2 separate regions of the Homo sapiens genome follow, and region 1 is linked to region 2. Evidence: chromatin loops called from intact Hi-C (ENCODE). Cell type or tissue: PC-3. All regions are shown on one strand. Each heading gives the region's core, and the rest is flanking DNA. Links, peaks and the distances in the headings are about the cores only.

Region 1 (16,375 bases), core at 4,766-12,765, 140 kb before region 2:
CTGTCCAGGCACTAGAGGCTCCCTTGACGTTTGGCAGATGAAAAACAACTAAGCCTTTTTGAGGTGTAGAGATTCTCAGGTCCAGGCGTTAAAAAATAATGGTCAAAAGAATAATACAAAAATAGTAAAGGTCTTGAAGAATGCCAGCGAAGCAATTCTTTTTTATTTGAGGACACTTGTCTGGTGTACTTTTTCATGAAAAGGAAAAATGGTTAACATGTTTACACAAGAAAAAAAGTCAAAATTATCATTTATTTCAACCTGTGTTTTGTATCATAACAGACGTGTGGATTTTTTTGTACTTACTGCGTATTCTTTACAAGGAGTATTGTAAATTTTACTGGCAATTATTATTGTACTATTCTAAATGTAAGATTTTTACACTTTTTCAGAAATAAAAATGCTTAATTTTCAAAGAAAATTCACCAAAATGATTGGCTTCAGTTGTCCCCTTCTTAGTTTTTCTTTTCTACTTAAAAAAACTTTCTATGTGGGGTAAGCAGGAACTCAATATAGAACAGACTTAAATACTTTCAGAGAGAATTTAACAACAGCATCATGCCATGATTTTTCACTTGAACTTCCTAAGTGAAAACCATGGTAGGAGATCAGAAATTATTTTTAAATGACTACAAATAAAATAAGTTACTTTGGTATACATTTTCAGATCTGACTCTATGCCATTTTAAAGCGCATTGAAGTATGTTAAAATTAAAGCCACAGGTACCCAAAGATAATTTTATAGGAACTTTGCATTTCATTTTTGAGCTTCCTTCCTCATTTAATTTCCACTCAGTTCACGACAATATTATATCTGCAGAAACTGTCAACATAATATGTTGTAATGGAAGTGAAACAAAGAGGCAGTCTAGTTTTAAAATTCTAATAGGAAAAATTAGTAGAGATCATAATCAGTTAAGGAGCTTCAAAGCCGTAAATAAGGACATATTTGCATATATGAAATAAATCATATTTAAAAGTACCAGTATTTACAGCTACTATGTTGCAGATGGAAGGAATGCGAGTAATTGTATAAAGAGGTTTTTCTCTTAAAAGGCCAATTTATTGAAATTCTAGCTTAAGTGAATAATTTAGGGTATTTAAGATAAACCTTCAACTTTGGGATGCTTTAAAGAATAAAAAATGAAAATGTATCAGGTGTTCATTGAACTAATTTATTGAATTTAGGTGATTTAGGTTTATCTTTTTCAATTTTTAATGTCTTTTAATTATTACATGAAATTTCTAGTTCTTTGAAAAAAAGTGAGGCACTAGTTTTGATTACTACAATGTTGTGCGCTCCAAATAAAACCTAGGCATATGTAACACATAATTTAAATGTCTAACATTAGTGTTTGCAGCAGAGATTAAATATTCAATTTCTTTAAAATGTCTGGACAGGTATATATCTGAAGATTCGCAGATTTAACTTACCAAGTTAATGAAATCTGCATTATAGGGTCAATATGTTGCAATGATACTCATTCATGACGCCCTGTCTCTTTTTAGGGAGAAAACGGACTCTCACGGGCTCAAATGAAGTTCTTCCCCGTCCCCGCAACCCTTGTTAAATGTTTGGAGGAGGTTAAACCCTCTCACTCTCAAACTTACCACTAAATCTATAGATACAAATTGAAATACTGTTAGACCAAAGTCTTATATACAAAAGTTACTTTTACTCTAGCCCGGCTAAGAGAGAGGAGTCATTGAACCCGAGAACGTCCGGACTCCACGCGCCGCCCCGGGTGGAGAGGGGTTGGCAGGCGGAATCCAAACGGCACAGACACTGCTGGCGCGCCTGGTAGCCTTCTGTAACGCACGCATCTGAAATTTAGATCTGAAAATAATTACGAAGAGAGCCAAGAACAAAACCGTGTGTATTTTTAATTTTTGCGCGATGCGTGGATGTCCTGAAATCGGGGAATTCTGGTTAATCTTGTCTCTCGTTCATATTCCCACGTCTTCAAAAGTGCCAGGACCGGTCCCACCTCCAGGGGTGTCAGTGCATTTAAGAGAATGGCAAGAAGGCATAGGGCGATCCAGGCCTCGCTCCGGGGCCCGGGGTTGGGATCCCGCTTCACGCGCCCCCACTGGAGACCGCAAGCCTGTTTTTAAACAGGTGGAGAGCAGCGTGAGCCCAGAGCTAAAGGAACGTGTAAACCCAAGCCGCCTCGATTCCGAGTTTTGCGTCCTGCCGCTCACCTCCCCACCCTCTGCGTTTGGGGTTCCGTTCTTGGCCTTGCAGACCCTGCGGGCCTGCTCCCGAGAGGATGAGACTGGGGGAAGCAGGGCCGCGGGGCGGGTGAGGTATGAGCTGCGAGAGGTGTGGGCCGCGGGGCAGGCGAGGGACGAGTGAGCCGTGGACCCTGGATGGGCGAGCCAGGAGCGCGGGGCGCGCCCCGTCAGGCCGTGCAGGCGAGCAGGTGCTGGAACAAAGGCTGCGGGGCCGCCAGGCTACCGCGGCCTTTGATGGGCAAGGACGTCTCCTCCTGGGGCTCCTCATTCGCATGCAAATCCAGCGCTGGTCCCCTTTTCTTTGTAGGCAAACAGAAGGATGTTTGTGTGTTTGTAGGAACGAAGCCTGCTTGAACAAGCCTTCCTCAATAGGCTGGGTCTCGAAAAATAAACCAGTTGAACAAACATTGGCCACCAGCTCTCCTCCTCCCAACTACAAAGTGTGGATTTGCTACAACTCATTAACCCGACGCTTTTCTCCCCTTCTCCTTGTTTCTCTGCTCATCAAACGCCCCCGTAGAGCCTCGAGACAAATGACCGAAGCTCAGTCGGGAGGGAATTGCAGTTAATAGGGAGAGGGATATATTGGGGCTGATGGTTCAGGCAGCTCCCGGAGAAGGACCACACAAAAAGGAGCCTCTCCATTCAGGGCTCTGTTGTGCGCGGAGATTTAATCTGCAGCTAGGTTTAGCCAAATGTTATCTATTGCGGGGGTAATGAAGCCCTTATGGGTTGAATTGCTCCTTGTACCACACATGGTGTCATGACCTTAGATCGTTCCTTGGTTGATTTCTCTTTTCTTTATTGGGTAATTATTTTATTTCTTTAAAATAAGAAGCTAGTGCATCTTCTCAACAACGTGTTTCCTGTCCATCCTATTCCATGCATTTATTTAAGGGCCACTTCCCTTCCCCTTAAAAAAAGAAAAAAAGGAACTGGGGAGATGAAGGAAAAAAATTGTGAAGACGCTTCTTACTTTTCACTCCCTGAAGCATCTGTATGTTTACACATCTCAACTTGTCTGGCCCCTACTTGGCAGCTCTTTCTTGGCCAAACTTTCTGTTGATGGAACTGGAATTCTGGATATATTTATTATCAAAATTCTTGCAGTGAATGTAGTAAGCATTCATCTCAGGAAAAGGCTTTTCTGCCCTTCACAGTTTTTTCTTTTTTATAAACCTACCATTTCTTCCTGTAGCCTGTCCACTGAGAGAGTTGGGGGAGGTGGTTATTCTGATGGAAGGTGATTATTTTGATGGAATACCAGCCTGTGTCATTTATTAAAGGCCGTCTGAGGCCAGTGGTTGAGGCTGTGCCTGTTGTGTTTTTCTCTCTCTAGCCCCAGTGGCTCTGATTTCCTTGTTTGATTGAGGACCAAGCTTGGAGTGGCTAACGGTGTTATTACAACTGCTATTGATGGATAGGGATCTGATCTTACTACCCAAAGCCAGGAATCAAGGATTCTAGTTATAATTTTAAAATTCACTGCTGGCTACACATTCTGCTCACACCTATTTTTATTACTGACTGAGAAGAGACATTTTGGGGGCAATTTAAAGGTCATATCAGCATCAAACCCAATCCAAATCAGAAATCTGCCCAGGAACTGCCCTAGTCTCTCAGGGCTCTTCCAGGGGGGAAACCATGCATCTAATTGGAATGCCAGGGTTCCATCATCCCCTTTAGAACTAAACCAGATGAGGACAGGCCTGGAGAGCAGAGGACAAGTGAAGTGGGCCTAGCATTGTCTGCGTTCATTCTCATCTCTGTCGGTTTCCTGGTGGTGCAGCTGGGTCACACATATACATACACAGGCATGCATGCTCGTTGCCCATCAGCTGCCACTTGCCTCCTCTATGATTTTGTAATTAGACATATGCTTTTTGTTGGTAAATGTGTTTGATGTCATGGCCAGTGAAACGTGGTGTGTTTATAGGGCAACGAATGTAAATGTGTAAATATGTTTAGTGTAAAATCTGGCCCTTCGACTTTAGCAATAAATACCCTGCCAACTTGGATACAATTACATTTGACAGAAAGATGGAGAATCTGATCATGACCAGCTGCTCAGGGCTCTTTAGGGCTTATACTTTCCCAACTGAGTTCACTTTTCAGATAATTTCTTTGCATGTCGCATCTCTCTAATCACATCTTTCCCTTGATGTGAACAGCTTAGGCTTCTTTCTTGTTAGTGTTGACCCCTCTGGCATGTAGGAAACTTCCTGGTTCATTCCTCCAGCTTCTTTCCTCTAGTAAAATACTAGTCAGTAAGATGCAAAGCACACACAGAGAAAACAACTGATGATTCTCATAGATCTCCTTTGATTCCCAAGCCTCCATACATGGTGGCTAGGAGGAGAAACGAAGATAACAGTGATGAGCTTCTGATGACTTACATTTAGAGTTTTTCTTGTCGCTATTATCATGAGCGTACCACCTTGAAAAAACTATTTTGTGCTACTCTGTCTTTTAAAAGTAAAAGTTTTAGGGAAGCATATGTTTGGAAAAGTGCACAAATCCTAACAATTTCTCGCAGTGGCCACATATGTATTACATAACTAGCATCAGAGCAAGAAGCAGATGTTATCAGTGTCCCAGAACCCCTTTCCTGTCTATTCAGTCACTATCATCACCACAGATTGACTTTGTAAAAGGACTCTCACTAATAATTCTCTCAACTGCACTGTGAAATAGTGAGGACAAGAATTATTATTGACCTTATTTTACAAATAGAGATATCAAGGCTCAAAAGAGATTAAATGACTTGCCCAAGGTCACAGCTACTGGGACTTCAGCATTTAAAACCCATCTTATTTTTGTTACATCACACTGCTACTTTGTTGCCATCATTGTGATTTATTAAATGACAACTGTGGTAGGGAAGTTTCCTTAGAGGTCACTGTGCAGAAGAGTCATGTATTTCTTACACATTTCTTTTTTTTTTTTTTTTGGCATTGTTGCCACACCCTCCTCCCTACCACTTCCACCCAGGTCTTCTGAGAGATACTCTAGCAACTCATCTCAGATTCATTTGGAATTGATAGCTAATTATTTTAAGAGGCATTAGCTTCCTCCACGTAGCTCTACATGATACACATGATACTTTCCTGGCATCCCTCCCGCCCCCCCATTTTTTGGCATCAACAGTATTTATCACACACACACACTCACATACACACACACACGCAGCTTATTTTGTACCATTTACCCATGTCCTCAGCTTCTTTTGCTGGTTTTTAATGGTCAAGATCCTCTAGTTTAGAACTTTTTGCTAAACTGCTAAGCGGGTCTTACAACCATCCTTAGGGACACCTCCTCTCTGTGTGGAAAAGGTAAGAATACATAAGGAGTCAGATCAACTGGTTTAACACTTAATGAGAAAATGAAAAATTTTTCTGAGGATATGCCCCTTCTCCCAGCATACTGTTGAAGATATTTTGTTTTCTTTGAACAGCTGTATATGATGTGGCTTGGGCCAGTCCTCCGCCCCTATACAATTAATCCACCTGCCTTGCCAGAGGTCTCCTAAAATGCTTGTGGGGGAATTCTAGACTACCTGCAAGCTTACCATTGCCCATTGCCACCCAGAAGCCTTGTTGTAGCCTAGCCTCCTCAAGCATGGGCTGGGGCCACTGTTTTGTTCAGTTTGAAGACATCCATACCAGAGTCAGTGCAGGGATTGTGCCTGTAAGCTGCAGAGAGCAAAGGAGAGTGTGTATGGCAATCTTTCCAAGGGACAGTGCTTAATGCAAGAGAACATTGATTTCCTGGAGAAAATATGTTGTTTTAAAAACCAGAAACTTTTTTCTTTTTAATTCTAGAGTTTAAAAAAACAACAAAAACCTAGGCCCCACCAGTCCACTGAGCACCAGGAGAGGAACAGGTGTGGGGTGGAGGTGGGTGGGTACAGGCTGAATCTGAGGCCCTGCGGCCTTGCCTGGATCTCCCTGTCCCAGAGGGAGTCAGGCACAGACCAAGGATTCTTATTGCAATTACTCATCAATAATAGACTGGCAAAGAGGGGAGGGCAGAGATTAATTATGGCAGAAGGCAGAAGTGTCTTTGCTTACTTGTCTAGGAATTCCTGTTAAAATAGCTGGAAGACAGATCTTTTCAGCAGCAAAAGGAAGCAACACATTTTTGGAAAGGTCTATAAGAAAGGGTTATTATGAAGGAAAAATAACTGGTTCTCTATTTTTGCTTATTCTTTTTTTTTTTTTTTTTTTTTTTGAGACGGAGTTTCGCTCTGTCGCCCATGCTGGAGTGCAGTGGCGCGATCTCGACTCACTGCAAGCTCCGCCTCCCGGGTTCACGCCATTCTCCTGCCTCAGCCTCCCGTGTAGCTGGGACTACAGGCGCGCGCCACCATGCCCGGCTAATTTTTGTATTTTTAGTAGAGACGGGGTTTCACCGTGTTAGCCAGGATGGTCTCGATCTCCTGACCTCGTGATCCGCCCGTCTCGGCCTCCCAAAGTGCTGGGATTACAGGCGTGAGCCACCGCGCCTGGCCTATTTTTGCTTATTCTTATGCAGAGAGTTTCATATATGTATGAAACTGTGCAAAATTTTGTTCTGTTAGATGATGGACTATGAAGAAAAAAAAATCACAAGCCAAAAGAAAAAAAATCTCCAAAGACTGCAAGAGAAGAAAGAATAGTTTGAAATTAAACATTAGATCAGTTTTCATAATTATTTGCATTTTTCTTGTGGGGTAGGAGAGGTTGTGAGAATCAAGTAATACAATTTATGTGAAAATGCTTTGGAAAACTTAAAACCTGTATAATGTGTAAGAATTATCCCTTTGTGGCTTCTTTCCACATCCTTATTTTTCAAGGAAAAAAAGAAAAGGAAAAACTTCTAAATTTTGGCATATACTTAAATCCCTAAATTAGTTAAGAGAAATTTTTGGCCATATATAAAAATTTATCTTCAAAATTTCCATTCCTATCTATGAAATAAATTAGTTCTTCTAGATATAATGAGGATAAAAGAGATGGCATGTGTTTTCTCTTACTTAGCCAGATGTGTATTTGGACAGATAACTTTCCCTTTCTAAAATAAACAAACCACTGGTGTTTTAAATCTGCTCTTCTAGTCTCTTGCTCTATTTCTTTCCTCTACTTATCTACTGATCATCTATTTAACCTCTAAGCTTTGAAAAGTGGGATTAGTCTGCACTATTTATTGAGCACCTGCTATATTGCAAATCCCTTTACTCCTGCTTTAAATATAAGAAACAAATTAAAGAATTCCTGCCACCAATAAGCACTCGCTATGGAACAACAAGAGCAAGCCATTTTAGCAGGAAACAATGGGATGGAGGGAAAGTTAGCAAGATATATTTTTAAAATCTCTCCATTAAAACGATTTCTTTTCATTACCAAAAATCTCCCTAGTGTCTAAATGAAACTAATAATAGCTTCTTGACAATATCTTTCTCGTGTTGCCAATTTACTCACAAAATGACTAAAACGCCTGAGCACCTTTGCCTATGTGGTATGGAGGCAACTCAGTGCCAGAAGTTTCCAGGCACTGTGAATTTGAATTTCTTCCCAAGTGTTTACAGCTTTTTACTAATAGATTGAATCCTATCCCTAGCTGCCAGTTTTCTGTGAAGAGCTGAAAAGGAGGAGGGTGATGGTTTGTGCTCAGGCCCTCAGATATCATTGTGAACAGAGACAGTCACCTATTCCGAATGAGTTTAGGCTCACATGGGTTTGTGGAGAGTTAAATACAGAGACCCAGTAAAACAAAAACAACAAAAACCCTAGGGCACTTTTTTTCTTTTTGCAGGCTTAAACATTTTATTACAAATAAAAAAATTAAAATTAAACCAGGTATATTTTCCTTGCTAAACTTTTAAATAAACACTTTCCCACTTGCTGAAGTTGTAGTCGCATCTTCAAAAGGCAGACAGCAAATCCAGGTTTTGGACCACGGGGGGTGGTGCATAAGCACCCAAGAGTTTTTCTGCATTTATTTCACCTTTAAGTTGTCATTGCTAAGGAACTGCTTCCAAATCACCAAGTTTGGGTCTTGGCGTTTTTTGTTTTTTTTTTTTTTGTCTCCAGAAGTAACTGGGAGTACAGAGGAGAAAAATAAAATGTTGAGGCATTCTGTGCTCTGTTTTTCTATTTAAGGAATTTACTATTTCTTTGCCTTCCTCCCCCCTTCCTGGCCTCCCTCCCTATCTGCATAGATAGCAGGACTCCAGCAAACTATATCCCACAGGTCTTTAGAGTTATGTAGGATAGGATCCCTTATTTTAGGGAGTTGGTGGGCGCGGGTTGTTACTGTAACTCTATTCTGTAACTAAAGCTCTGGCATGTAATAAATCTCTCCCCAAAGACTTTTGGATCTTTGATTTGAAAAATCGGATTCCTTTTGTGGAAACAGTTGACAGGAACCTAAAAGGATTAGTTGCATTCCACATAGGATAATTTTTACTGGCAACATTTTGAAACGATTTGGTCCCTTTCAGACCTTAAACAATGTCCAGAAAAATGATCTAACGAGACTTTTATTGTTTTCCTTTGTGTGTGAATCCGCTTGCGCCAACATCTCGATGGGGTTTTGACGGTTTTGCTCCTGAGCAGGGCACTGAATTAATTTCTGATCGCCGTTTCGACTCGGTTAGTTACCTCCTTCGGCCAGGGGCCTGGCGGTGTTTTCCAGGCGTCAGCCCTTGAAATGGCAACAGGAGCGGGAGGCTCGGCCTCTCGGTGGCGCTGTGTCCGGGAGGGACGCGGGGGCCGCTGCCCGCTCGCCCGGGGCCCCGGCAGCTCCGGCGCCTGACGTCGTAGGGGCCGACGAGGCAGCGCGCACGCCCCAAACTGCCATCGTCAAACGCTCCCGGGGCCCTCCATCCACGGGAATGAGACGCGGAAAGGGAGATAATTCGGCTTCTCTCTCTCCTCCAACCGCCCCCCTCCTAAAGCCCCAAGCACAAAGCCGAGAGCGGCCCGCCTTCCCCTCGCAGAAGGCCGCCGAGCTGCTGCGAACCAGCCGCGGGCCACGGCGCCCCCCGCCCTCCAGCCTTCTCCACTGTTTATTTTGTTGTCAGCGGACTTATCAAGATGTTAGTTTGCTGGAGGTTCTGACCTGCCCGGGCGCTTTGGCTGCTCGGCCCGGGCTTTCCCCTCTGTTTTTACACCTGCATAAACTCCACCGCACTCCCCTGTCTGATTTATAGCCCAATTAAAGGTTCAGTGTTCTCCAAGCCACCCGGGCTGCTCCCTTCCCCGCCTCCCGCCGGCTGTGGCGAGCGCAGGAATGCGCGAGGCCGCGCCTAAGGCCGGGCCGCGGCCGAGGCGGTTCTGCGCCCAGCGACCCTCAGGAGCGGCGGCGCGAATGAACGGCCTGCGCCCGGAGAAGGGCAGAGAAACCTCGGGCACATCACCCAACAGCCGCGAGCAGAAAGGCCGCGTCCCCAGCCCAGAGTGATTTCCTTCCTGGGGTTTCGGCCTGAGTGGGACGAGGCGCTCCCCCGACAGCATGCGAGGCCGGGACGGGAGGGCGCTGGGAGCTGCCACGTGGCGCAGCCCGACGCGGAGGCCAGGGGTCCGGCCGCTACGCCGCGCCTCCCCACGATTTTCCGGGTGAGGAAGGGGCGGCCGCGGGGCCCGGCGGGGCGGAGAGGCTCCGGGCTGGGGCGGGAGGCCGTGCCCGCTCCACCGCGGCCCTACCTTCCCGCCCGCCTCGCTCGGCGAAGGCCGGAGACCGCGGCCTGGAGACGCTCCCCGGGGTAGCGGGTGCTTCCAGCTGCCGGGCTCCGGCTGTGGGCGGGAGGCGCGGGGGGTCAAAGACCGCCCAGCCTGCGATCCGGCCAGAGCCCAGCCCCAGCGCGGGCTTCGGCTCCAACTTCCTTCTTTGCGGCCTTTTCTTTACGCAGAGAATAAGCGGCAACCCAGCCGAGATTGGCAGCATTGAGCATCTTCCTAACCCAACTCTGTCTTCTTTCCATCTATCAATCCACCTTTCTAATTAGACTAATTAGGAGCGCTCTGGAGTGTCGCTAGGCCCGGGGACTGAACCGCTTAGGGGTTGTGAAAAGACGCCTGAATGGCCTCGCTGGGGGCCGGGCGGGGGCCTTTGCGACCCATTCAGCACAGAGTAACAGTGGCTACATTTATCCCTGGCCATTGAAAAGAGGCTCGATTAAAACGTTTGGGAACTAATGCCACCCTGCATCCCCTCTCTAATTAGAGGAGCCCAGGGCGAAGGCGAGAGCGCCCGGGACCCCGCAGACACTAGTTCTGTGCGCTACTGCTTTCCGCCCTTTCAGCACAGCCGATTTCCTTCCCCGAGACAAAAGTCCGCCACCTCCCCACCTGTTGCCCGGTCCTTGCTTTCCCACCCATCCCGAGCCCCTTCGCCCTCATCCCAAGCTGAAGGCCCCGCCAACTGCGTTACAACGCACAGCCCAGACGTTGGGGTCAGCGGAGTGGAAAAAAGGCGCCTAGTTCCCTCCTTCTGTCTTGGAAAGCATCCTTTTGCATTCGGTAGGCTACACATTTTCCTCTCCATCTGTCTTCCGTATTTCTCACATACTTACCAGCTCCTCCCTCTCCTCGTCCTCACTTTTAGCAACATGGAATTTCCAAGTAAGCATTTGGGAATGAGAGGAAAGTGGGTCGGGTGCCATCCTGAAGTCACTATCTTGGCCAAACATTATGCTGTAGGAGTTCCTCGCTTGCGTAAATAATGTGTATTTTTTGTTACCAGTTTTTTTTAAAAGAAATGTGTGTGGAGCACCTACTGTGTGACTAGACAGACAGATTCTTACTATACTCCTCAGTCTTCTTCCTTCCCTCTTAAGTCCATCTCCAAATCTGTCTTAAGAAGTTAAACCTGACTTGGTTCAATTCCTTAGGCAAGCTGTTGATTCTGTCCCCATAGTTTATATGTAGATGTATTTTTTCTTTGTCTTTTTCATGGCTCATTAGAAAGAACTGCAGACACAGGATAACAGGGAAGCAAAAGAGAAATAGTAGACATATTGCAACTACAGATTTTGTGTGGGGAGGGCGTTGTTTGTTCCTTTTGTTGATGAGAAGTTATCTAATATTTTTACAAAAATTTGAAGCAAACTTTGCCCTAAAATAAAGGTGACCAAAAGGGGTTTGATTTCCTCTCTCTCTCTCTCTGTCTCTCTCTCTCTTCACCCCGCCCCCCATCCCCTTAATCCTTCTTTTTGGAAAAGAGCCAGATGTACAAAGAAATATCATCAGGTCACTGTTCTTGATCTTGTTAATTTAGAAAATAGAACCTCAGCAAAAGATGCTATTAACTAAATGTCAACCCACAGCATGCAAAATTCCTTGGATCCAAACTTCAAAAAAAGGAATGAAAGATGTCATGTGAGTGAAAGGAATCATGGAATTTTTAAAGGCCTAAACTGATCTTAATAGGGTTTTATTGCTTCCACACTCTGCTTCACAATATTTTAATTTCACAGTTACAGTATGCATGACATTGCACCATAAATCTAACTAGTTTAGAAACTGGGAGGGGCAGAGAAGAGGAAAGAGGTGAGAAAAGCAGTTCATTTGCATTGGAGAAAATGACAATTTGTAAGATGTAAAAATTCCTGGAAACTTTGAGAGGAAAAACCAAAATCGATTCTGCCTGTGATGTTATCACCAAACCTCTTATTTTTTTCATTTCAGTTGTTAGCTTAACTTTTAATTAAAGAATAACATAGATACAATAAAGTATCCAACTCCTAGTGTACATCTTGGTGAATTGTCCATATATATGCACCTGTGTAGCCACCAGAGGTACAGAGTATTTTAAACACCCCAGAAAACTCCTCTGTGCCTGTATCCAATAAATGTCATTCCACTTCCAACCACTGTTCTCATTTCTCTCACCACAGGTTAGTTTTACATGTTTTTGAACTTCATATAAATGAAATTATACAATATGTATGGAGTCTCTTGATTGACTTTTTTTTTACTCATCAGTATGTTTGTGATATTCATCTGTTCAAACTCCTATTTATAGAATAATATAAATGATAAGTCAATTTAGATAGATAAAGAATGGGAAGCAAATGCTGGAAAGCTTTATCTTAACCTGAAATTAAAACATATGACCCTCCTCAAACCCCAACATTTCATTATCAACTAACAGAGGTAATTTTATGATTATAAGTAAATAAAATGAAATGATTTACACATAGTAACTGCTAGTTACATCATTTTCAAGATGCAGTTGTGGGTAAATGTAAGTGGAGCAGAAGCCACAAGCTGTTTTGTAATTGGATTCTTTTCCTCCTTGCCATTTCATTCCCTAAGACTAGTAGTAAGCACTTTGGGCCTCTTCACAAAGAGTGGCATGAACTTGAGGGGGAAAGTAAATTGTATCCTGTGTGTTCCACCTCAGCCGTGCAAGTACTTAATGCAACAGCCTCTCAAGGGCACTTTGAATTCTGTTTGAAGTAAAGTGATCATTTTGCAACTAACATAGCAGTCTCTACTTTGTCTCATCTATGGGTCACCATACAGACCTATTAACTTTGAACAGAGCAAACCTGCAGAATTATGATTGTGCTGTTCACTCCTAGCATCCCCAGAAATCCACCCACAAAAGCCAGCCACAAAGCCAGAATTCACAGTAGAATTTATGCTGCGAGTGACCAACCAGAGGCAACCAGTGCAGCCCAACATTAGTCCTCCTTCCCTCAACAGAAACAGAAGGCAGCCAATAGGACTTTTTTTTTTCCAGGAAGGACAATATTTTTAGACAAAGGCATGTTTATGACGTGGGAGAAATTATAAGGGCAGGTGGAAGAGCCTGAAGTGAGTTTTTGGTCACTTATGCTGGACATTGGTAAACGAAGTGATGAACACATCTTTTTATAATTTTAAAGCTAAAAATCAGTATAAAATAAGGCTTGAAGTTCATACCCAGGAAGACAATGTGAAGGCAAAAATCCATCTCTTTTGAATTATCATAAGACCAAATACATTGAATCAGCAATTTCCAAAAATAATTAGAACTACTGACCTATTAGAATAGCTAAAATAGCAATAATACCAAATGCTAGCAAGAATGCAAAAAACCTGGATCTCTCCTACATTATTGATGTGAATGTAAAGTGGCACAGTCACTCTGGAAAATAGTTTGTCAGTTACTTACAAAATTAAATACGCACTTACCATTCAGCCCAGCCACTATGTCCTAGGGCATTAATCCCAGAGAAATGAAAATTTATGTTTGCAGAAAAACTTGTACATGAATGTTCATAGTAGCTTTATTTGTAACAATAAGAAGAAAGAAAGAAAAAAGACAACCCATATGTCCTTCAGTGGTAAAACTCTGGGATATTCATACAAAGGAATACTACTTAGGAATAAAAAGAAATAAACTACTGATGTGCACAACAAATAGAATCTCAAGGGCAATATAGGGAAAACAGTCCACCTCAAATTGTTACATACCGCATATTTCCATTTATGTAACATTCTCAAAATGACAAAACTGTACATATGAGAACAGATTGGTGGCCTACACAGGACAGGGAAAGGGTGGGGGTCCGAATGTAAGAGGGGACCAGGAATGAGTTCCTTTGTATTGATGGAAGAGTTCTCTACCTTGTTATGGTGCTTACTTGAATTACACATGGGATAAAACTACATAGAACAGTACACACATGAATGCATGTAAAACTTGGCAAAAACTGAGTAAGGCCTGTAGTGTACTTAACAGTGAAAATACGGTGGGGCGCGGTGGCTCACGCCTATAATCCTAGCACTTTGGGAGGCTGAGGTGGGTGGATCACAAGGTCAGGAGATCGAGACCATCCTGGCTAACACGGTGAAACCCCGTCTCTACTAAAAATAAAAATACAAAAATTAGCCGGGCGTGGTGGCGGGCGCCTGTAGTCCCAGCTACTCGGGAGGCTGAGGCAGGAGAACGGCATGAACCCGGGAGGCGGAGCTTGCAGTGAGCCGAGATCACACCACTGCACTCCATCCTGGGCAACAGAGCAAGACTCCGTCTTGGGGGCGGGGGGGAGAAAACAGTGACATACAATGTCAATTTCTGAGCCGGACATGGTAGCTCATGCCTGTAAGACACGGTAGCTCATGCCTGTAATTCCAGCACTTTGGGAGGCTGAGGCCAGTGGATCGCTTGAGGCCAGGAGTTCAAGACCAACCTGGTCAACATGGTGAAGCCCCTGTCTCTACTAAAATTACAAAAATTAGCCGGGCATGGTGGTGGGCATCTGTAATCCCAGCTACTCAGGAGGCTGAGGCAGGAAAATTGCTTGAACCTGGGAGGGGGAGGTTGCAGTGAGCTGAGATCACGCCAGTGCACTCCAGCCTGAACAACAGAGGGAGACTCTGTCTCAAACAAAAACAAAAACAAAGACAAACAAAAAATACACACACACGCACACAAAAAGCAGTGTTATATAATGCCTGTTTCCTAGTTTTGATATTGTATTGCAATTACATGTCGCCACTAGAGAAAGCTGGGTGAAGGGTGTATGGAACTCTATTTTTGCAACATCCTATGAGTCTATAATTATTTTAAAAAATAGTTAAAAAAAGGTAAAGGATCCTTCAGTTTCTGTGTCATTAATAAAACTCCACTGATGGCAAGTGCTTTCATTGTCTTTTTCAATAATTAATAAGGGTAATTATCTAGCTCTGTCCTTGCAACAGGTACTTTATAAACAATGTTTAAAAACTGATAATTTTCAATTGCATTTTCTATCAATAAGCCCCATCATGAAAACTTTTTGAAATGCAAAAAAAAAAAAAAAAAAAAAAAATTGCCCATTCATTTGAAAAACTTTATTCTTTGAAGGTAGATTTAATTTTGCAAATGGCCAAATGTCACTGAGTCAAATATGTTGAATAAAGTGGATGAACAAATTTAGTAAAAACAAACAAACAAAAACTAACATATCCTTGAAGATTTATCATCTTGTGTGTCTTGTAAACTGGTTACAAAAGGAGAGTTCTCAAGATGTCCTCAGGAATGGCAGTATTATTGATATTGGTGTGCTCCCAGGGTGATTGCTTAGAGGAGAACATTCCTGTAAGTTTGATGAAGGGTGAAAAAAAATTGCATCACTTTTTAGTCATGCTTTAAAGATGGTTTCTGAATATATATATGGCTTATTTTAGAAGTAGTATATTAAACAAGGTATCAAATGTTTAAAAGATAGCATTTATTAATCTTTTTCTAAGACAAAGCAATATACATTATCTTAACTATTTTATAATTTTGAACTACTGCAAGTGAATTTTTTTATTTTTTATTTTTGAGACAGAGTTTCACTCTTGTTGCCCAGGCTGGAGTACAATGGTGTGATCTCGGCTCACTGCAACCTCCGCCTCCATCCTGCCTCAGCCTCCCGAGTAGCTGGAATTACAGGCACCTGCCACCATGCCCGGCTAATTTTTTGTATTTTTAGTACAGATGGGGCTTCACTGTGTTGGCCAGGCTGGTCTCGAACTCCTGACCTCGTGATCTGCCCACCTCAGCCTCCCAAAGTGCTGGGATTACAGGCGTGAGCCACTGTGCCCGGCCATGCAAGTGAAATTTTTAAAAACTACACATAATTAACTCCCTTTACCCTCTACCAAAGCATAAGGGTGACTCAGCCAGTACTACCACCAATTAAGTAGCAAAAAGTCTCTAATGATGAAGAGCATGTTCAGTCTTTGTGCTCAATAGGAATATGGCACAGGTTTAATACAGATCCCGCCCATGAGATCTGGCCTGCCGATCTGTAAGTGGACCATGACATAAAACAATCTAAATTCCTACTGTAAACATTCCAAATCATGAGTGACTGGGTTTCAGACAAGTTTCAAGCCCTGATGCCAACGTTTTAACCATGGTACTTGTTCCTTTCCTCGAATGTTTTATTGCTTTATTATTTTATTTCCACTAGGAATTGTGGAGTTATAAATATTATTAGTGGTTTACCACTTTTGCACACATGTATCCTATTATTTTTGGAGATTTATATGTGGAGAAAGAGACTGGCCTCTTTCATTGCACCCATTCATCTACCTGCTCACATAGATGGGCTCCTGTCTATTTAAAGAATTCAGAAGAGACCACACAGATTCTAAGAAACTTGAGCAGAAGAACTACATTGTGAGTAGCTGACAAA
Region 2 (16,375 bases), core at 3,570-11,569:
TGACCACCATGGCTTCTCTCTTGGCTGCCAGGAGAGCAGCCCAGGCTTTTCTCTGGCATCTCAAGTTCGTCCACTTCAGTCTCTTTCAGAATCCCTCCCACTTCTTCTTGCCTCACTAGTATTGGGCTTTCCTAAGGTTCAGTCCTCAGCTCTCTCTGACTCTACCCTTTCCCTAGGCAATCACATGCACACTGATGGCTTCAGCCTCACAGCTGGAACCACAGCCAGACTTGTCTTCTTAGAGCTCTAGCCTGGCCACTGGCCTCTCCATGGCCTTTCTATAGCATTTAAAGCAATTTCTCTCAACCCCAGCTGCATATTAGAATCATGGCAGCTTAAAAAAAATCCATGTGTGGGCTTTACCACCAGAGCTGTTGATTTAATTGATCTGGATAGGACCTGGACATGGTTATTTTGAAATCTCCCTGGCTAATTCTAATGAACAGCTGGAAATTAGGACACTGAGGCACAAGACACATATATGTAGAGAGCTAAAGTGCTTTGGACAAGAATGCCTTTACAAGCCCACACTGGGCCCTTCTTCAGGATAATGAATCATGACTCTAGCCCTTATACTTTTAAAGCCCTTTGGAGGCATTACCTAGGAATCAGGATGGATGAAAAACAAACAAACAAACAAAAAAACACAAGACTTTGAGAAAAGTCTCTGATTCAGAAGACTAGTTCTCCATCCGCCAACTCCCTTCCCACAGACAAAATTTGCCCTGACCTTGCTTAAATTCTGCAGCTTATTTAGGGTGTTTTTAAGGCTTTAAGCTGCCTGCCCTGTTCTGTCCAGTGCCCTACTTCTCTGAATGCCCCGAGGTTCTCCAACCACAGAATGACCTATAAGACCTGAACAGATGGGTTGAGAGGAGACACGTTACCAGGAGTAGAAGTAGAATCTACTAGGGGAATTTGAATAACTTGGAGCCTAAGTTTCCCTAATTGTCAAAATGGAACTAGCAAGTCCTTCTTTTAGAGAAGATCTGAAAAGCAATTGAAATCATGAAGATGCTAAACTATTGTCATTTGTATTTCCAACTTGAATCCAGACTTAAGTTTATTCACACCAGGGCCAGAAATAACCATAAATGTATGAGCAGCAAGTAACCTTAGAGATAATACTATCCAACCACTTTATTTTACAGGAGAGAAAACAGGCTCAGAGATTATGACTTGCTCAAGGTGATGCTGCCAGCCAATGGCTCAGCTAGGATAGGTTTTCGATTTCCTGACTCCTAGTCCAGTGCTCATTTCACCACTCCAGGCTTCCTAAGGGGTGATTCTTCATCCATGTGGCTGGGCTTGAGTCATCACATGCCACCTTTTCAAGTAATAGACACCCAGACAGGGCACTCTGGAGTGCAGGGTCATCTGGGAACCTAACCTACTTTTTCCCAAAGAAAACCAAAGCTATTACTTTCCCTTTCTTCCCATCCTGCCTCCCTCTGTACTCAAGACCCTGAATATAGCTCTCTGCCTGAAGCTGTGAAACTTCAGAAGCCTTCCTACCTCTTCCTGCTGTGACCTTAGGTTGTCTCTCCAGCACAGTAAACTCCTGGGGGTGAAAGTTAGAAGGGGACTCAGCCCAGACAGGCTGGATGTCTGCTGTGTCACGCCAGATTAACCTGTGCTAGTCTCTGGGCTGACTCGGACCAAATACAGGTCCTCTCTAAGCCTTGGCTTTTCTTACTGATGAAATAGGCATCGTAATGGTATCTGCTATGTGGAGGAGTTGTGAGGATTAAGATAATTTCCCCAAGGCAGAAGTCCTCAAGCATGGTTGCACATTGGAATTCCTTGGGAAGCTTTAAAAAAAATGATGCTTTGGTCCTACTCCTAGAAATGATGATTTAATTGCTCTGGGCATCAGATTTTTAAAATTCCCCAAACAATCCCCATGTGCAGCCAAGATGGAAAACACAGCTCATCTGTGAAGGGCCCAGCACAGCACTGGACAAGTGGTTGGCACTCAAGTGCTTCTCATTTGAGTATAGTAATGATTCAAAGCTCCCTGCCCAACTAGAACTTAGCCTTCTAATGGGCCTTCTGCCTTTCCGATTTTCTGCGAAGGACCTTCCTCCCCCTCCATCTTCCCAGTTCTACCCACAGCTCCCACCCCGAGTTTTTCTGAAACACTGGCCTCCCAAAGGTCAGTGGAAGAAGTAAAAGGGGTCCAGACATCAGGTGACTGCCCGCAGACCCATTCCAGTGGACACTCAGGCACCTACTGGTTGTGTCTATTGAGACTGTTTACCCTCTTGGTGCCTTCCTCCTATAAAATGGGAGGAACTGGCATGTGTTACTCCCCTAGAAGTAATGGGCGCTATGCTAAGCCATTAGAACAGGATGTCTTCTCCAAGTAGGGTGATCACACTGCCTTGCCAGTTATTAACGGTGAGGAGAAAATGAGATAAAGCCGGTGCATAGAGCTTGGGCCAGCCCGCAGGCGGCGCCATTCAGTGGGAGCAGTGGTCTCACTGCTAGGTCTGGCAGATCTGCAAGTCCCTACGGGGCTACCTTGTGGAGCTGGAGGAGGCCCCGCAGGTGGAGGCGACCCTCCCTGCTGGTCTGGACAACACTTCGAAGGCACTACCTCGAAACCGCCCCCTCTTGGCCAATTTCCGGGACCTTTCTCCACTCCGCCCACCGCTCAGCTCCGTTCTGACCTGAGTTGAAACTCGCCGCGCAAGGGAAGCGTGTACCTGGGGAGTACACTGGGGAGTGGTACTGGGGCGCTGACCCGCGCGGACGCCGCGCATCTCCCTAGGGTGCGCGCAGCACGTCCACGAGAAGCGCACTCTGAAGCCAGCCGGGACGCGTTCGGCGGTCGGGGTGGAGGAGGGAAGTGCAGGCTGAGCCCCTCACCCGTGCGAAGCCAGCTGGGCGCCCACTCGCGGGCTGCGGGCACTGCGCGCCTGTCCAGCTGCTGGGCCAGGCCCCCTCCCCTCCCCCTCAATCTGGCAGGCCAGATCTCCGAGGCCCCGCGCCTCGTCGCGCTCCGGAGGCTCCGGGCGGTCTCCTGGGAGCCTGGGAGCCCGCCCCTCCTGAATGTTCCCTCTGACGTATCTGCAAAAGCAAACACTGGGCCTAGGCCGCGGGGGACCGGGCGTTGGAGGAAACAGCTCAATGCCCGGCGGGCCACGCCACTAACAGCCCTGACTCCCGGGCGCTGCATTCGCTCCACGCCTCTGGTTCTTTGCCCGACGGCGCTGTGGGCCCCGAGGGCGACTCGCCGCCCTTCCACATTGCGCGCGGGTGGCTCCTTGAGTACCGGCGGCGCACCACAATCCCTACTCTCAAGATATGGGCTCCAGTCCCGGCTCCTTGGAGTCCTCCCTGGAACCTCGGATAAGCCCCAACTTCTCCCAGCCCGTCACTTCCTTTGGTGGTATAGTGTGTCAAGATATCACAAGTCTGGATTCCAATCCATCCCTGGCCAGTTATGGCCACGTGACCTAAGACAGATTAGATCATCTCTGTGTGCTTCAGTTCCTCTTCTGTAAAATGGGGATAATATTCCTCCCTATATGGCGATGTTGTAAGGCATAAATGAATGTAAAACACCATAGTGCTAGGCATATAATAAATATCGTATAAGTATTTTATATTATCAATAAAGTAGGTATTACAATGTTTACCTTACAGCTTTTTATTTTATTTTTTTTAATAGTAGAGACGGGGTTTCACCATATTGGTTAAGCTGGTCTGAAGCTCCTGACCTCAAATGATCCGCCTCGGCCTCCCAAAGTGCTGGAATTACAGGCTTGAGCCACCATGCCCAGCCAACCCTATAGCTTTGCTGTAAGTATGAAAGAGGTAAGGTAGGTAAATTGCTTGTATTAAGTAGGAGGCAGATAAATAATGCTTATTATTATTACTCCTCAAGAGTCTCCTTCCTTCCTTCCTTTTTTTAAATTTTGGCCTCTTCAGTGTTCATCCTGGGAAGGAACTGTGCAAGTTGGCGCTTCGGGCTTGGTATAAAAACGGCTCCTGAATTCCTGCCCAGTTGTAATTTCCTTGGGGATTTTGAGAGGGGCTCTTCAACGTTGCCAGGCTATCACGGCCCTTTTGTTTGCAAGAGAGCAGTGAGTAAATTATATCTTGGGCTTAGCAAAGCAAAAAATAAACACGATGACAGTAGGACTTTTCGGATGAGCTATTTCATTTCTCCTTTGTATTTTTTTCTTGATCGTTGATGGTCCATTGCAGACTAATGCAATGCTGATGTCTTAATATTAATGTTCGGAGCTGAAGACAGTCATTTGCCTCGTGCTGGTGGGGCGACTGGGCAGGGTTGGGAGCGATCATGAGGCCCAAGTGAAGGCAAGGAAAGATTCTTAGTGTCACTTTCTCTCCTTTCTCCCAACACCTCATGTCTGAGTTCCTGGACAAAACATCTTCCAGATTGCGGGTGAATTTAAACATCGCAGCTTCTTCTTTCAATCATAATTTTCTGCTTGAGCCAAAAGCTGGAGTGTCCTCTTGCACCTGGATTCCCCTCTGCCGCGGTTGAAATGGGAGCGTGTAACTCTTTATATGTGAGACGTTTATGGGCCAGACACTGGCATTCCAACCCCCTCACCCAGGGCACTTGCTATAAAATATTGAAGGCGAGCAGAGGCTATCCTTGGAGGGAATGCTGGTGATGCCAGGCTCATAAAAACCAGCCTTTTAAAAATGAGTCCCTAATCAGGAATTGCACGCCCTCTCCCTCTCCAGTGCGCTCTGGCCTGGCAAAGCCCACTTGGGAAAGTAGGTGCTACTGAAAAGAGTCACTAGCCTCTACCTGTGGGACTTCTGTCTCCAGGGTGCTTCCAAAATCTTTCGGGACTCTGTGTTCAGGACTAGAACTCTTCATCCACGGGGCTCCAGTGCAACCCCCTCCAACCCCCATCAGGATCTGAAGGCAAGGAGGACCAGCGTCCAGGACCCGGTTTCTGCGCCCCCAGGCTCTGTAGAAGTTCTGGGAAGAAGTTCTCATGGAAGCTGAGGGGAGGGAGACGCACGTCGGCGAACTCTGGGCCTAGCCAAGTTTCTATATTTTGAAGGGAGAACCATGTACCTGCCCTTGGCCTCACCTGAAGACAAACACAGGAGCAAAATTAAGCAGCGGAGCAACTTTCTGGAAAGGAGCTTAGGGAGAGAAAGCTGGTGCGAAACCGAGTGCGCGCTAGGCGTGTGCACCCGGGGAACAAGGCGTGCCCAGGGGTGTTCGCAGTGGCGGTGGGATGGATGCCCGCGCCACCTATGCGCAGTTATTTATAAACTCATTGTGGGCATCAGGGTACCCACGACGCCGTTCGTGTCGTTCGTTCCCTTCCTCCTGGAAGGGAAGAGCAAACAAAGCAGTCCTTGGCAACGCTCAACCTCTCTGTGTCATACATGTGGTTTTCAGTGTAAATGAATTTAGTAAACGCCAAGGCAACAACCCTGTTTACTTGTTTCCGTGTAGAAAGGTTAGCTAACGAACCCGAAGCCATCCTTCGCGCTTCTCTTTGATTCCGTCTCAGATTTACGGGCTTCTCCTCGGCTACACGACTCCAGCCATCGCCCCCGCTCCCTTGGCCCAGGCAAAGAGAGCCCTAGGCTCCGATTCCCGCCGCAGCTCAGAGCAAAGCGATTGCAGGATTTATCAACCCCCCTCCCAGGACCTCGGATTTCATCTCTTTCTTTTCCCCCTGCATGTTCAGTTTGTTTTTTCAAGACCTAAGCAATTTTTAATGTACTCTATACTTCCCGCTTAATCCTCATCGTTTATTGTATAATTATAGTTTCAAAGTGATTATGTAATTAAAATCATGTTTCGTTGCAGCAGGACTTCAAAAGGGCGGCAGACCCCCGCTCTGGCATTATTTTCTAGTGATGTAATAATTTCCCTGTGATATTTAAAATAAACACATTAGTCCAAGAATTCTAAACATGTCTCAAAGTATATAGTAGGCTTGATTGGCACGAGGCTGGGTTGTAAAGAAATGGTAAAACCTATCACTAGTTTAATATATTTCTATGCTCCCATGCAGGGTAAATTATAGGATAATGGGGCGCAGGCGATGGTAAGCTCTGTTTATATAATCCATTTCTTCACACGAGTTCCCATTGCTTTCCCTTCCCTTTGCTGTATGTGGTGGTTCTCTGATCCCCTGACCTCAGCCATGTGTTTTCACTTTTTCTTCTGATCTCAATTCCATGACCAGCGGGGAATAAAATACAAATTGAATAGTAACCATTCACAGGCCGCTCTTTTCAAACTGTTGTTAAAACCTCTTTGTCTTGTCTAGCGGTTGATAGATAAATGTGTTGTGTTTCGCCTGACTTTTTTTTCCCCTTCTTCCTCTTTTTTTTCCCGTGGCCAAGGAAAAAATAACCCTCCTCAGCCCAATTATGCTCTTTAAAAATTAAAACCCACACCTCCTTTCAAACCCTCTCCTGCGCGTCCCGCTCTCCCCGGTCTGCCCATTGGTTCGGCGGCTGTAGGAGACGCGGAGGATTCCACCACGTGAAATAAAGAAGCGGCGGGAGCCGAGCACGGCTGGGGGAAGGCGCGGTGCCCCCGTGTGAGGTCTGCGCCATTGTCCGGCGGCCTGAAGGTTCATTTAACATCGAACCTGTATCGCCTCTGATGTCCTAGCGCAGCGCCGAGAATCGGCTCCGAGGGCTGGGGCCGCCCCTCCTAGGAATCGAAGGGGGCAGGGGGTGAGGAAGCCTGGGAGAGGAAAGTTAAAATGAAAAATAAATCTCCTCCGTTGCCCGCCTTTTTCTTTTCATATCCAGACTTGCCTTCGGGGCAAGGTGGACAAGAGGCCGAGCTGTTTTACAGTTTTTCTCCAAAATGAGAAACATAATGGCTCCTGATTTCTGGATCTTGCCTTTCCCAGATCTCTCTCCTTTCTACTTCCTCGGCTTCTTCTTGGGAACGTAAAGGCAGAAAAAACTAATTGTAGAAACTCCTATCCCGCGGCCCGCCCTCCTTTTCATCAGAGCTTCTTCGGGGTCAACGGCGCGGCAGCGTCTTTGTTACTCCACTGCCAACGCCCGAGGGCTAGAGGGGCGGGATGGGAACTTCTCCTGCGGGCTCGGGACCCACTGTTTCTGCCTCTCCAACGGCTTGGCTGTGTGAAAGCGAGCGAAGGTGTCATTCCCGGGAGGGAGAAGCGTCGCCGCAGGGTGACTGGGAAGCCCTTTCCTTGGGCGCGCGGAGCCCAGGGCGCACGGCTGTGCCGCCCGGGTTTGCCCTCGGAGCGCCGGCGGGCCGGGCGGGGGCGCCTAGCGGTGGCAGCCGGGAGCTCGCGGCCGCCAGGGCCACCAGGCTGCTCGCCTCGTCCGGGTAGGGTTTCCTCGGCGGCGCAAACCCCCCGAAATCCTCGAGGCCGCTTGACAGCGCTCTTCGCCATCGGCCCGCGTACCTGTAAACTGAGCCCCGCTCACATGCTTCACATTAAACCTCCGTGCCCGGTGCCTTTTCTCTTTTTTTCCTCCCAAAGAGTTCTTATAAACTTCCCTTCGTTTATGTAGCCTGGTTTTCATTGCTCCGGTTTTGCATGGGTTGCCTTTGTTTAGTTTATTAACCCACGGGGTTACTTTAACTAAACATTTGGGCTGAATACTTTGGGGTCGGATTTCAACGTTTTCTAACGAAATTACTGAGTTTTTTGAAGCTGCACAGAGAACGCTGCGTTGGGTTTATTAGTCAATTTAACAGACTATAAGGGAGGAAAAAAATGCACTCAGGACAGTCCGGGTTCGTATCCACTGGGCGGAAGCAGCTCGATAACCCTCGGGTCGGGGCTTTAACCGAGCGAACCACGCGGCGCGACAATTGGGGCGCGCTTCCAGCGGCAGCAAAGCGCGCGCCCCGGACCTTGGGACCTTCTCCGTCCCCCAGCACCCCACCGGCTCCTCAAGGCGCGCGCCCGAGCTGCCATCGCTGCACGGAGTTCCGACCCGGCTCCTGGCCAGGCCCGCACAGCCCGCCCGCGCAGAACAGGGGGACACGGGAGAGGGCGGGGCCCTGAGACTCGCCTGTGCGTCCCCCGCCGGGCCGCTCCGGCGTTTTGTCCCAGCTCTCGCCACGCAGTTCGGTGCCAGCGACGGAAAGGCACAGGGGCCCCCGGTGGGACAATTCATGGTAAAGGAGTCCTGGTGGAATCTGCCAGAAAGATTAAGGACGAATGGGCAGCCTTTGAGAGGGGCAGGGAGCAAGCTGGCCACCCCATCCTGGGCTAGGGTGCGCCCCGGGCCCACCTGGAAGCTGTGGGGGCTTTGTCCCAAGCCCAAGGAACATCTAGGCAGCTGGGAGAGTTGGACGCACTGCGGGGTGCGGCCCACCCTCCGAAAAACGGCAGTTCCAGGCAGAACCGAGACACCCATCGCCTGCTTGGCCTAAGTGAGCGGGAACGACCGAGATAATCCAATGACGATGCTGCTTCCCAGGTCGGCTCTACCTGGGGCAATGACAAGGACTTTTCTCCACAGTTTCCTAATCAGCCACCACCAACCTCTTTCCCTACTCTCTCAGACTCTCTTCTTTTCCGCAGGATTTTGGCACTGATGCCAGCTGAGAGAGGACCTAGCCAAAACGTCCTTGACCTGTAGGCGTCTGGGATGAAACCGAGAACTTTGTTATGTTTTTTCGGTGTAGGTAATGAAGTGGAATCCCAAACAGAAAAAAAACCTTCAACTATCTGGGAGATAGAGGGTAGAAAGGAGTGAAACATTGAGGTTTCTGAACACCTACCCCGGGCTGGCCACCAGAGCTTCATGTGGGTGAAAAGCAGGGTGTCTGCTACAACAAGCAGCCACCAGGGCTCTGGAGCCCAACCGTTTAAAATTGAATTACAGCAGGTAGAACTGTATATGCAAGAAGTTCAAAATTTGAAAGATATAAAACTATGTAACAGAGGCTCCCAATTCCCCTCCCTAGTGGGTTCCCCTCAGGCTCCCACTTCCCCTCCCTAGTGGGTTCTTGTAAATTGTTCTAGAGAAAATTGAAAGCTTTTGCAAAAGGCTTACCCCGCTTCTTTCCTTGCTCTGCTTCCACCCTCTGGTACCCCCTGTTCATTTGACTCTTCAAAGCCTCCAAGAGGGCCTCCACCTCCTTAGAGGCTGACATGTGTGTGTCCCCCTTTTCCTAGTAGTGCTCTTGAGGCCTGCTAGCTTGTCAAACTCAGCATAGCTCAAAAGGACTCCTCCGGGTAAAGGCGCAGGCCAGTCGCCTCTCCCTGCTTATTTTCCAAGTCCATGCTTTGCCTCTCCTGTCTTTTTTCCTCCATGTCCTATGTCCCTTCTGTAGGCCAGTCCTCAATTCCTCCTCATTTGGATCACTGGGACAGCCTGCCAGCCAGCCTCCCGTTCTTCCATTCCCTTCCCTCCAGCCCACCCAACACTCACCACCACAGCGATTGTCTAAGGCCAACTTGATGTCCCTTATCTCACCAAAAGCCTCTGTGGTTTTCCCTGCCTCTGAGTCACCAGGCTGCAGACTGCTGATTGAACAAGATCCCACCAGATCCACTGCAGAAGTTTGGTCATGGCCCCGAGCCTGTCTGACTCGGACCTCCCTGGGATGACCTTGGCTCCCATGCCAGTTCTCTTGCCCACCTCTCCTGTGAGCACTTGTCTGTCTCACCTTCTCCAGCAGTCTGATTCCTCTGGCTCGCCTGCCCCCAGACCTTCTCTTGAACCTTCTCATGCCTGGCATCCCCTTTTCCCATCTCCGCTGGTCAAAATCCTCCAAGGCTTTGCAAAACGCTTCCGTCCCCTGACTCTCACAGTAATTTGTTTGCTACCATTGACGCAGATGTGTTTCAGAGTCATTCCGGTGTTTGCCCTGTTTCCTCTCCTAGATTATAAACTTAATTCCTCGCGCATACAAAACAAGCAATAATGTTTTCCTTAACTTAATAACATCCCCCTCACTAATCCTCTTTTCTCCACCCCTCCAAAAAAAGAAAGCAAGAAAAGTCCAATAAATACTGAAGTACCTTTCTCTTTCCTAAATCTAAATACTCGTTAATATTAGTTGTTAGATTCTCACAAAAGTAAATCTCACAGAGGCATGCCTTATTTACAGGATTAGCCCCTTTAGAATACATATGCATTTAAAGAGAACTGGTTATTTTAAGCCATCTCCACTTTACTCAGGGAGGTGGGGTGAGGGTGGGCCACATGGGCTGTTGTTCACGCAGTGGAAGAGTGAATGGTAACTTAGGGCTCCATTTCTGACAGGTTTTAGATGCCTGATGAAAATGCTGTCCCTTTAGAATGTTCTACATATTATCTATAGCTGAAGGTCTGGGCGACTATCCAGATTTCATTTCATAAACATTCCTCCTCATACTCCCTGCTCTTCAGGGGTAGGGAGGCCGACTCTGCAGCAGAGGGAAACCTCTCCCAAGACCCCTGCATCTTTCGGTCTTTTTTTTTTTTGGTCCTCCAATTTTCATGAGCACAGCTTCACATCCCTAGCCTATTGATCTGAGCCACTGTGGTGCCAAGAAGTGGAGAAGAAGTTTGAGCCCCTCCCCATAGACTCCATCAGGAAACCTGAAATAAAATGTAATGGAAGTAAAACTGTGTTGGCTGTGCCAGTGCATCCATAAGCCCAACATATTTCCCGTCAGCCACATTGCTGTCCTTAAGCCCCTTTGAGAGCTGCCACTGGTCTGACCAGGTTTTAAATGCCTGACAGTCCTTTGACAGTCCTGTTTTGTAGAGAGATTTTATGAATCTCCACTTGCGCTACTGTAGGGGGCAGAGTGACAAAGGTAATTCATTTTCTACTAGTACTTGCTGCTCACCAACTACAACATCAAACACCAAGCAGGTGCTGGGGATGAGGCATCTTGTCCACTGCTGTGTGGGGGCTGCTGTGGACAAGATGTACAAAGGCCCTGCTTTCTTAGGACTACCCTTCCTGTTAGAGGGACTACAGTAATGTATTTTAGGCTTAACCTCATGGTACCCAGTCTCAGCTGATGGAGAGAACACTGAGCTCAGAGTCAGCCTTGAGCTCCTCTAGTCCATCAATGCTCTTTATGTTTCTAGAATGATTTACTTGACCTCACCCATCAGTTTCTCACCTCCTTTCTTGGAAGGTTTCTGAGACTAAGTCAATGTGCACCGAGATCTTCTAAACATGAAATATTCAGATGATTGGGTCTGGAAGTTTAATTGTGATTATAAAAGGAAATCTGATCAGTTCTGTGTAATAGCAAAAACAGACACACACACTCCTCTCTCCTACTCCCCACCCCCAAGAAAAAAACAAACAAACACCCTGGAAAGAATCTGAAGTTAAAATAAAAAACAGCTGGCAGCGGGCCCATTGTGTGTGATGATAATTAGATAAATGTTTTCCAAGTATGGGATGATCTTATGAAGACAATGGTTAGGAGAAAAAAAAACTTAGGACAGAATTTAGTGAATCAGTGATTCCTGCTTGCCTACAAAGGATTTAAGTGACATACATGTCTCACAATCTCTAATTTGGTACATTTTATTTATTTATTTCATGCATCCTGGGAAACATATCTTTGGCTAAAAGAGTGAAGAAAAACTTGAGGCTTGATTTACAAAAATTAAAGCCACAACTAGGCCTTGGATCAAGGTTGTGTCCTGGGCCTGGAAAGCCTCATCCTTCATTGGCTCAAACCTTTCCTGCCCCGAAGAAAAAGAGTTAAGAGTCTTAAGCTAAAGCAGCTCTTCTGCCATGTGGGACTCTGACTTGGTTGACCCTCTCCCAGATTGTTGTAATCCTGAGTCTGGAACGGATATTGGTCTGGTTGGGGTGAAGGCTGCCTCCTGCTTCTGAGTGGCTTGGGTTCTTCTGAGCAGGCCTGGGTGGGGGCGGGAGCTGCGGTGGAGGAAAAGCAGGTAACACCAGCAAGCTGGCCAACTCTGTGCAAGATCCATGCCTCCCTTTCCCCTTCCCATCCCCCAACCAAATTGTGCTCTTTAGAAATCATACCTATTAGACATTTACACCTTAGTGTGAATTTTAAGGTCCTATGTTAACTCACTCAGGGTTATTTATCTTTTAAGCTTGGGCTTTGATGGTAAAAGAAAGTAATTTATCCCTATTTAAATATTTTCCAGTATGTGAACATGAGGAGGCTTTTGGTGGAAAAGGATTTGAAAGAGAAATAGGAAACTCTCTAAGTTAGATAGTGCAGGGCTGGGAATAAACTGGTGAAATCCCCTCTGCCAGAGCCAAAGAGAGGTAGCACAGTGGACTAGAGATGGAACAAAGAGAAACGGTAAGGAGAGTACCTTGGTTTATTATTTTATTTATTTATTCAGATGGAGTTTTGCTCTTTTTGCCCAGGCTGGAGTGCAATGGCACGACCTCGGCTCATTGCAGCCTCCGCTTCCCAGGTTCAAGTGATTCTCCTGCCTCAGCCTCCCGAGTAGCTGGGATTACAGGTGCGTTCCACCTTGCCTGACTAATTTTGTATTTTTTGTAGAGATGGGGTTTCACCATCTTGGCCAGGCTGGTCTCGAACTCCTGATCTCAGGTGATCCACCTGCCTCAGCCTCCCAAAGTCCTGGGATTACAGGCGTGAGCCACCACGCCCGGCTTACCTTGGTTTAATGAATGGACCGGTCTGCTCTCTGCTTCAAAGACAGGAAGAACAGCCAGCCTACGGTGTCTACAGCATTTACCCTGAACTCTTTTTGGGGACTCAGACCTCTTCCCTTGATCCACCCTCAGATTTTACGACAGGGGTGTGTTATCTGTTGATGGGAAAGATGGTGGCTACTCTGTTCAGAACCAGCCTTGGAAATACTTAGAAACAGGGACAACTGCAAAGTGTATTTGATGCACACAACATACATCATGTCCGTGGCTGATAGGCACTGGGTATTTACTGGTTTGCCTCTATAGAAAGTAAAAAGCAGGTTTAAAATTTTCTTTTTAATTAATGAGGGGTTTAAAAAAATAAAAGCCCACTTTCTGAATATAAAAGACACATGCACTGTGCAAAAAAAGTGCAAATACAAAAAAGCACAAAGAAGAAAGTGTAAAAAAAACCCCAAACAACTCAAAATCTTACCCAGAAGTAAGCATGACTAACATTTATGAGAACCACTTTCCAGAATAACTCTCTAGGCATGCAGGTACTTATAGCTTGATATCTATAGCATCACATGAAAGGGCTGTATAACATGGGCTCCTCTACATGACAGGGCCTGCACATCTTTCCATGACAACGCATATAGAGTTGCATTATATTTTTCCTTTTCTTTTTTCTTATTTGGTGTCAAACGTACACATAGGAAAGTGCACAAATCACACATGTGTGGTGCAATGAATTTTCACAAAGTGAACACACCTACGTTACCAGCAGCCAGATCAAGAAACAGGACATTTCCAGCATTCCAGAAGCTTGTCTTGCCCCCTTCTCCAACTTCTGGCCTCAGGCAATCTGCCTGCCTTGGCCTCCCAAAGTACTGGAATTACAGGCACACGCCACTGCACCCAGCGTGGTGCCGTATTTTTCACACAATTTTAGTATGAAATTGTATAAAACATACAATTTTAGTGTGATTACTAAGAAGCAAACGGAATCAGGAGTCCACCTCCAGAATTGGAAACACCTCAGTCTCTGATTCTGTTTGTGAAGACATGAGTGTAATAATGTGCCCTCTTTCATTCATATTCTTTACTCTAAGGCGCTGACAGTAGCTCTCTCAGCCTGAATTGTCAATATTACCTGCACCAAACTTTGGCAAGATAATCATTGAGCTACAAGGCTCCAATTACTATTAATTATATACAAGAATCATTACTTTTTTTTTATTTAAAAAACAATTAATACATTCACATGGTTGAAGAATCAAGACAACATGGAAAGTATGAATCAAGACATCTCGTTCCTATACTGGTGCCTGCTCTCCACTTCACTGGCCTTGAAGTGTATAGCCAGTTATATTCGCTTCTTCTATATAGCCCCAGTGTTCATGTAAATGTAAGTGTATTTTTTATTCTACCCCACCTTTTTAATGCAAAAGGTAACATATGGCTTATACTTAGCTTGTCCAACCCATGACCCACGGACCGCATGCACCCCAGGATGGTTTTGAATGAGTCCCAACACAAATCCATAAACTTTCTTAAAATATTATGAGTTTTTTTAGTGATGCTTTTTAGCTTGTCAGCTATCGTTAGTGTATTTTATGTGTGGCCCAAGACTATTTTTCTTCTTCCAAGGTGGCCCAGGGAAGCCAAAAAGTTGGACACCGCTGGCGTCCACTGTTCTGTGTCCTCCGTTTTAAGTCTATATCCTGAGCTCCCTTCCTATTGTTGCACAGGGAGCAACAAGGATCTTAATGGTTCTATTAATGAAGGCAGGGGCAGCTACTACATGGAGGAGAACTTGATATTTGAGTACACCCTCCTACCTTTTAGTTTTTCTCTTCATTAACGTTTTTCCGGTTTTACATGTGTATGCAATCTTCCTGGAAGCAACAGAAGCGGTGCCAACCTTCCTCAAAGAAAGGAAGATGGATCACTTTAGCTATTTTTCTCCCTTTCATCTAGAAAAGCACTTTTGGGGAATGTTTTTATACATGGCTTGAGCTCATTATCCAAAGTTGGTCATAAAAAGAGAGTTTGTGCCTGCTTTTGGCTTCATCAGTCACACTCCAGACTCATATCTTCAAACGGCCCCCTTCCCTGGTCTGAAGGCCCGAGTTTCCCACTGTGAGCTGAACGTTGCCACTGAGGTTTCCACCAGAGCACCTTCTCCGTACCTGACACTGATCCAGACTCTGAGGCTTCAGCCCTGTCGGGTAGACAAAGGAAGTTTCTGCTCTCCTGGGGCTTACACCATGGTATGGGGGCGCAGAGGACATATACTGACAAACAAGAAACGTTCAGGTAGTGCCAACAGCCATGAAGGCAAAAAAAAAAAAAAAAGCATGGAAAAGGGGCGAGAGACTAACTAGGTTGTGACTTCAGGTTGGTGGTCAGGGAGGCCTTTCTGAAGAGGTGACGTGAAAGCTGAGCCAGCTACGGGAAGATCTGGGAGAAGAATATTCTAGATAGGAGTTAGAGTGAGGGTGATATGCTTCAGAAACAAACTAAGCATGAGGCTGGCGCCTCATGAACAAGTATAAAAACCTGGGGTTCATCACCTTTCCTGCACATGTAACTGGACCCTCGCACTTCTCCGATCCCCTCGGGATCTTATCAGTCTCCTGGGAGCCTCCTCAGAAGCCCTGGCAGCCCCTTTGCCCTCAGCCTGTCTTCCACCCCTGCATCCCACTATTCCCAAAGTTGCTGCATCCGCCCAGCTAGTTTCCACTGCCACCGCGTTTCGCCAGCCCTTATTGCCTCCTGTAAGGTTACACTGAATTTTAAAAAGAAACAAACCTTCAAGGCAATTGGAGAAAATGACAACTTGACAGTAATTAGGGCCCCGCAGTCTTGGTTTGTTTTCATTACTTTTACATGGTTATGACCTGGCCCCATCCCCTACCAAAAAAGATCAAAACTATTTCAAATCATTACATTGGAACTGTGGGCTTTGTTTGGTGGCTGACTGTTCCTTTTGTTTGTTTAAATCGTGCAACTTCTTTATCTCCTTTATTTGTCTCACCTAGCTTGAATAACTACTTGTCGGGAAATTGATTACCTTTGTTATGAACACAGGTTACAAATGTGTAGAAAGTACAGGACAGCAAGAAAATACTTTTCTTAGTCTCTAGATCTAAGATGTGTCCACATATATAGCCAGGAGATAACTGAAGAAACGATCTACGTTGTTTAAGCAAACACAAAAATAAGTGTTTTTGTTTTGATCTAAGTGACTTAGCACAAATAAAGACTTCTGAAGATAAATGTTTAAAAGAACCTACAGAAGGAGCAGGGCCCACGCCCCCTGCCTGTGGATATGCATGTGTTATTTTAATATCCAGGCCCCAGGTCTCCAGCTCTACAGCCCCCGTAGGTGGACTTGCAGGGCCTCAGGGACTCCTTTCTCTCTGGAATCCCAGGAGTCTGATGTGATATCGCAGGCCAGCCTGCTCCTGGGGTATGGGACTGCTTCCCTTTCTTCCTGGGCTGTGGTGGCTGATTATTTCCATGGAGGGAGGACTGAAGGAGAGGAACAGGCAGGGAATAGGAAGCTCCATACCCTCTCAAGTCTAAAAGTACAAATTTGGCACCAAGTTCGGGATGCAGGCTTTTATCACATTTCTGTTTCTGGACAGCCCTTTGTGAGTATTCTGTGGTGAGTGAGGTTTAGTCAAACAAACTAGAATGTCTCTTACATTACTTTTCTCATAAGAGCAGTGCCTCACACTTGGTGAGCGTTCAGAGTAAGTTTGGTGATTAGATTGCATTTGTTCATTCAGCAGATATTTTATT

What was found. Hi-C counts contacts between places; a loop is a spot of excess contacts. Peaks named below come from ENCODE experiments on the same cell type or tissue, not always from the same donor. Only the 100,000 strongest peaks of a DNase experiment are listed, where the experiment ranks them.
Region 1: it touches region 2 in a loop (4-fold over the local background); 19 of 110 quality-filtered maps call a loop at or near these places.

What each region holds. Positions count from the first base shown.
Region 1 is chr5:73,430,312-73,446,686 of GRCh38, reverse strand. It overlaps FOXD1 (forkhead box D1), which reads left to right. Exons shown (of 1, transcript NM_004472.3): 1 at 1-421. Among named protein-coding and RNA genes, the nearest start is that of FOXD1, 10 kb to the left of the region's middle. RefSeq lists enhancers at 1,258-2,160, 2,161-3,064, 10,162-11,065. In PC-3, for the core only: a CTCF peak has its summit at 8,950 (motif pointing right); a DNase peak (open chromatin) is centred at 8,966; H3K4me3 peaks cover 1,612 bases; H3K27ac peaks cover 1,492 bases.
Region 2 is chr5:73,290,042-73,306,416 of GRCh38, reverse strand. LOC124901002 (a long non-coding RNA gene) reads right to left here. Exons shown (of 3, transcript XR_007058818.1): 3 at 16,354-16,375. Among named protein-coding and RNA genes, the nearest start is that of LINC02230, 40 kb to the left of the region's middle. RefSeq lists an enhancer at 15,242-15,743. In PC-3, for the core only: CTCF peaks have their summits at 7,255 and 10,753; no DNase peak of the experiment used is centred there; H3K4me3 peaks cover 1,099 bases.